Regions from separate parts of the Mus musculus genome. Here region 1 is linked to region 2. The links are chromatin loops, found by intact Hi-C in ENCODE. Cell type or tissue: left cerebral cortex. All regions are shown on one strand. Links, peaks and the distances in the headings refer to the core of each region. The heading gives the core; the rest is flanking DNA.

Region 1 (2,908 bases), core at 89-2,588, 210 kb before region 2:
AGTGCCATGAATGTTTTTAAAATTAATTTCAGCTGTCACATGCATCATATTATGATTGCTAGAATCTCCATAAGCCTTGGAAAGAAAACAAATCTTTTATTTTTGTCTAATGGAGCTGAGGAATTTAGTAAAGGGGGGGGGGGGCTGAAGAGATGATGGCTCAGAGGTTAACGGTGCTTGCTGCTGCTACAGGAGACTCGAGTTCTAATCCCAGAACCCATGTTGAGCAGTTCACAACGGCCTTCAACTGCCGCTCCAGGAGATCCAATGACCTCTCTGACCTCCATGGGAATGCACGCATGCACGCACGCGCATATTCCCACACAAAGACTTTCACATAAAAAAATATTTAAAGTGCCTGTGGATCACAAAGGTCAGAATACAAATTTGTAGTGAAATAACGTGAAAATCGCTTTCACTTGAATATTAGTCCAAACTACTAAAAACTGAGGCTTCAGTCTCCAAACTATTGGCTCTTTTCGAAATACGGCGCCAGGGTTCCCGGACCAATGCCACGCAGGAAGATTTTGGGCCCCCCTGGAAACGCCCCGCCCCTTTGAAGGCGGGTTGCGGAGAGAGGCTATTACGCCTGCGCCTTGGCCCCAGGATCATTGGAGCAGCCGTAAGGCGCATGCGCAGTGCCCAATGGGCGACAAGATGCGGAAGAGCTGGCCCCTCGGAGGCTCCCATTTCTGAAGCGTGGGAGGCAAAAGAGGCGGCAGGTTATAGAAATCAATTTGAGCTCCAGAGGGTCCCGCGGGTCATTAGAGCCAATAAGAGATAGAAGCAGCGCCGCGGTGGTGCAGAGGGCCGATCCCTTTTCTGAGTCGTGCAGGCGGGCAGGGACCAGGGAGTGAAAAGCGCCATCCCTGCGCTGAGGGGCCCCGGGGACCGGGGCCCAGAGCATGGCGGACTGGACAGAGACCCTGAGCATGTGGAGGTGGGGCAGCCGAGGCCGCCTGGCCAGCTGTCAAGTCCTCATTGCTAGCGCTGCAAAGGCAGCCTCTGTAAATGTAGCCGAGCCGCGCTTGCGGTCCTAGGCGGGAAAAATGACAGCTTGAGTTCTGCCACTGCCTAGTTTCCTCCCCTTTCTTCTCCTGTGCTTCCACATTCTCCCTCCTCCTCTTTTCCCATCCCTGTGCCCCTTCACCCTGACCTTTTTCCTCCTTTCCCACTTCTATGCTCTTTCATTAGTGCTATGCCCTGCATTTCCATCTATCCTTTATCAACCCCTGTGCCTCTTTTTCTTTCTCCCACCTTTGTCTTTCCTCCATCCCCTTTTTCATCCTGTCACCCTCCCAACACCAGCTCTATATCCTCCTCCGCCCGCCCTCCACATCCTTCCTCATCTGCATCCTCCTCTCCTACTTTTCTCCGCCCTCGCTCCCAAGCCTCCGCCCATTAGCCCCCGCCCCCAGCTGCCAGTCCCCAGCAGCTCAGTCCTGCAGTGAGTCCATAGCAAAGCACCAGGAGCCGAGAGCACTGCCGGCTGTGTTGCCTAGCAAGTATCCGAATGGCTCAGGAGAAAATGGATCTGGATTTTGAGGCTGACACATCTGAGGGGGCCACCCTGAGACGGTCCAACAGTGCTCCCCTGATCCATGTGCTCAGGTGAGCTGGACTGGGGAGGACGGAGTGTGGGGATCAGAGGTTTGTCCCTGGGCAAGAAGTCTTCCTTCCCGAAAGTGCCAGTTCGAGTTCATCTAGACTCCAAACTGAGGGGTTGAGGTCTTATTTTCTTAATAGTGACTTGGTTTCCTAGATGGAGGGAAAGTTTGACCTCACACTCTGGCCATGTCTGAGAAAGGGACCCTCCCTGTACCTGGGGGGGCCTTGCTGTGCAGTTCTAAAAGAGAATGTACGTAGTAGAAACCTGGCTCAGCTGACAGGTTGCTTGCCCTGGCTTATTTCCATCAGGGCAAATCAGGCTGAATCCCCTGAATTAGGCTTGTAACTTGACGCCTGTCTCTAAGAGGTGCTGTTTCTAAGCTGAGTTTAGGAACCCTGGCATTAACAGAGGTTTGCTTTAAGAAATCACAGTTTATCTAATAACTTGGGATTCCATGGTGTGGTCGTATCCTGTTAAGTGATTTGGATTTGTTACAGTGTTTATAGTTTTTGAAGCTGCCTGAAATGCGTTATAATGGAAAAAAAAGGAGAGAGAGAGAAGGTTTCTAGCTTAAGTCAGTCAAACACAGGTTTGAGAAAATAATGGGGAAAATCACTCCTTTAATTTTAGTGACAAGATATTGTGTTTTTGTATGAACAAGACAGCAGGGAGTTTCAGGTGGAAGCTTGTGATGGTGAAGGCTGGTTGGCTCGCCTAAATGAACTATTGTATTCCACTTTTGTAAGTAGACAATTCTTCTGAGGTCAATTTCGAGACCCCACAGAGAGGGCATTAATTCAGGACAGAGCAGAGGATGGGAGTAATATTAGCCCCAAACCTTTCTTCAAGCACAGTTGAAGACTTGATAATGCTTTGCCTCCAATTGAACTGATTATAACATCTGTCTTTGACAGAGAGGCAAGTACATTTTTCCCCTAGATTTAAATACGATTTTGAAGCCGAGGGAATGATGACGTGACTGATGATGTTGTCCATGGTATCATCAAGGGGTTTTGGGGTATTTAAGGGGAAGCTGTGCCCTTTGTCTCTCGTGGATACCCCACCTTCTCTCTCCTTGTCTTGCGAAAGTCTGGTAAACAAGCCATTGCTAAGGCCTTGGGCTGTCCCACTGACCTGCATTTAGACAATTGAGGAAAAAACCCACTGTTTTGTGAACCACAATTTAAGTAATTACTTGAAAGATAGCATGATGTGACAGACAAGAGGAGAAGAGACCAGGCCTGGTCTCAGTTGTCACCAACTAGCTGTGCTAATGAGTGAGTGAGTTAACCTTTTCAT
Region 2 (2,908 bases), core at 221-2,720:
TCGGCTCCAGCCCAACTCCGCCAGCTCCGCCGGCTCCAGCACCGCTCCAACCCGATTCCAGCCGGATTCCAGCCCGATTCCAGCCCGGTTCCAGCCCGATTCCAGCCCGGTTCCAGCCCAGCTCCGTCCCGGCTCCGGTTCTTCTCCGCCACGCCTCTCTGTGAGCCCCTCGCCCCGCGAACCCCGGTTCCCCGGCTGTCCGTCCCTCTGTCCCTCGATGTCCCGCACCACCGCCACCTCGCGCCCTCCCAAGTCTCCGCGACTCGCTCTTCTAACCTCACAACCTCGCCACACCCCTCCGCCCTTTCTCTCTCGCTGTCCGTCTGTCTGTCCGCCTCCCCGCCCGCCTTTTCCTTCCTCTCTCTAGCTTCCCCGGCTTGTTTTCTAGGTCGACGCTGAGGAGCAGCTTCGCAGGAAAATCCCAGAAACCTTTGCAAAAAGCTTACAATGAAATTTAAGAAGTTCTACGATTTCGGCGCCATTTTCGAGTGGAGTGAGAGGTGACTTAGAATCTAAAAAAGAAAAAAACGAGGGGGAAGGGAACTTTTTGGCCCGCCTCCCCCCGCCCCCAACTATGTCTCTGGTCACTACAGACTGTAACAGATACGGGGATAATTCTCAAAAAAATGTTATGCGTCGCGCTGGGTGGGGTGTGGGGGTGGAAAGCGTGTCCGGGGGTCGTGGTGGGGGGAGGACAGATCTTTAAAATGTCTAGCAAGTGAGTGTGGCCAGGGAACTTCTCAGAAAGTGGACTGAGAAGAGTAAACGGGGAGGGGTGGGGAGAGAGAAATGAGTGAGGGGCGGGCAGCCTCAGGCTGTCAGCCTTGCCAGGGTGGGGAGCAACTAGTTTTGACAGACTGTAAATGGGACTTTGGGCCACTCATTTGTAAGCAGTAAAGAATGTCCTGGAAAGAACCGTAAAATTCGTTTTCCATTGTCTCTCGCTAATTAAAACTTTTCAAGGTTGTTTAGTTGTTTTTTTTTTTTTTCCAGTATTGGAAAAGTTTGGCTGGAAGGTGCGGAGGACCTGTGCATCATGTTTTGGGTGTGGGGGCGCATGGCATCTGCAACATTAAAAGACAAAACGTTCTCAACTGGGAAGAGAGGAAGAGGCTTAGTCTTTGGCTCTTAAATCATTTGGCCAAACCCTTCGCAGTTCTGAAGTGGGTGGGGCCATTTTGACCCGTCGTGGTTCTGAAGTGGGTGGGGCCATGGTAACCCTAAAGTATTGATTCTTTGTCTATTGTATCAGCGAATGACCCTCTCTAGAAGTGACCAGACATCTCTTTGTGCTCTCTTTTCGTAAGTAAAGTTAAGCCCAAGGGGAAATACACAAACCCAGGGAGTGAGATGGCTTTTTAAGGATATAAGTCGTTGTAGAGTGATGGGAAGAAAAGAAATGGATGAAGGATAATCTAGAGATGAATTTGATTCCAGTGTATTCGTTAACAAAATTATCTAGTAAGACCTTCGTTTTTGATGATGTTATCTCGAATGAATTTTGTTTTTATGAGTAGTCAACTAAGGAAATGTTAAATTAAGAGGAATTGCAATCTCTGATGTGACATTTGTGTGGGACATAAAGTTAAATTGGGAGAAAAATACGTATCTTTAAAGTATAATTGTATCTTTACTAAACACGGCTTTTCTCTCTCCTCTTTTTAAAGGTGACCATCGATGGTTTTTTCCTCCACAATTCCGTGTCCATGTAAAAATGACTTGTAATATAGCCAAGAAAAGACGGAATTTTCATTCCAACTTAAGGAGTGGGGCTGTTATTATTAATGGCTTTATTTATCATGACCTAAGCAATGCATATGTTAGCACTGGATCATTATCTGTTATGTTAGGAATTTTGTATTTAGTTTAATTACATACTCTGTATATTTTATTAATTAATTAAAAGGACCCAGCATTCATTGTACTAGTTTCGAAAAACGGACATAATTTTAAATGAGAATACAGGAAATTTGTATACAGAATGTTTTTTGCTTTCAAAGGCACTGTAGTTTTGTTGTTTTAGTTATTAGGTTTGTGGTTAAGGACTAAAGGATGGTTTTTGTGCTTTCCTGAATGCTTTGTTTAAACAAGGAAATGAATGTAACTTGTTGCTCATGTGTGTCCATTTTGAAAAGCAACAGTGGGAGCTGAGGAGAGCGCACAGTGCCGGCCATTTCAAGACAAGATTTTCAGTGGCGTGGCTTAAGAAGGAGTGATTTGTATTTAACATCAAGTATTTAAGGATGTCATTTATTTAAAGTTCTTGATTTGTGATTTGATGTCGATGGTAACAAATGTCTTTATAAATAAGCTTGAGTAGCCAGCAATGTATGAGAACATCCAGGAATGTATGTTTCATCTAGAACATTCTCATGCTTTGTCCTTAAAAATAACTAATGACGAGGTGATTACTGTAAGAACGGAGGAAACTACTAGACAAGTCTATTCCATGCCTATAGTATTCAGTAAAACCAACTGGGACTACCCAGAGGGATTTTTTTTTGATTATCAAAAGTTCCTTGCACCAATTTCCAATAAATGATCAAAACCCGGGGACAATAAATGAGACTTATACAAGGTAGCAGGAAGTTTCACCAAGACTTTGGAGCTGGCAAGAGTGATCCAGATGTTACCAAATTGTCTCAGTTTATTTAATCCCACTTTTCATCTACTTTCTGAGGTAAGAGTCTCCTCCTCCCCACTATCCACCACACCCTGCTTTCCAACAGTACACCCTTTGCCTCACCAGCAGATCCTGGAAATCACAGAGACTTTCTTCCTTCGCAGGTACCCCAGAGCGGCCCCCACCCTCGTTGACTCCGAAGGGCTGCAGCAGCAATTCATGTTTTGGAGTATTGCCAAGGTTCAAAACATGAAGCGCTGCAACACCCCTTCGTGGGGAATGTAG

What was found. Hi-C counts contacts between places; a loop is a spot of excess contacts. Peaks named below come from ENCODE experiments on the same cell type or tissue, not always from the same donor. Only the 100,000 strongest peaks of a DNase experiment are listed, where the experiment ranks them.
Region 1: a loop joins it to region 2, with 4 times the contacts of the local background. A loop is called at or near these places in 2 of 42 quality-filtered maps.

What each region holds. Positions count from the first base shown.
Region 1 is chrX:53,267,579-53,270,486 of GRCm38, reverse strand. It overlaps Fam122b (family with sequence similarity 122, member B), which reads left to right and starts at 682. Exons shown (of 9, transcript NM_001166365.2): 1 at 682-1,611. The coding sequence starts at 1,514. In left cerebral cortex, for the core only: no CTCF peak of the experiment used is centred there; DNase peaks (open chromatin) are centred at 585 and 1,421; H3K4me3 peaks cover 1,506 bases; H3K27ac peaks cover 386 bases.
Region 2 is chrX:53,054,250-53,057,157 of GRCm38, reverse strand. It overlaps C430049B03Rik (RIKEN cDNA C430049B03 gene), which reads left to right. Exons shown (of 4, transcript NR_038185.1): 1 at 1-160; 2 at 389-500; 3 at 994-1,016; 4 at 1,668-2,908. It overlaps Mir322 (microRNA 322), which reads left to right and starts at 2,809; the gene lies at 2,809-2,903. In left cerebral cortex, for the core only: no CTCF peak of the experiment used is centred there; DNase peaks (open chromatin) are centred at 366 and 1,274; H3K4me3 peaks cover 671 bases.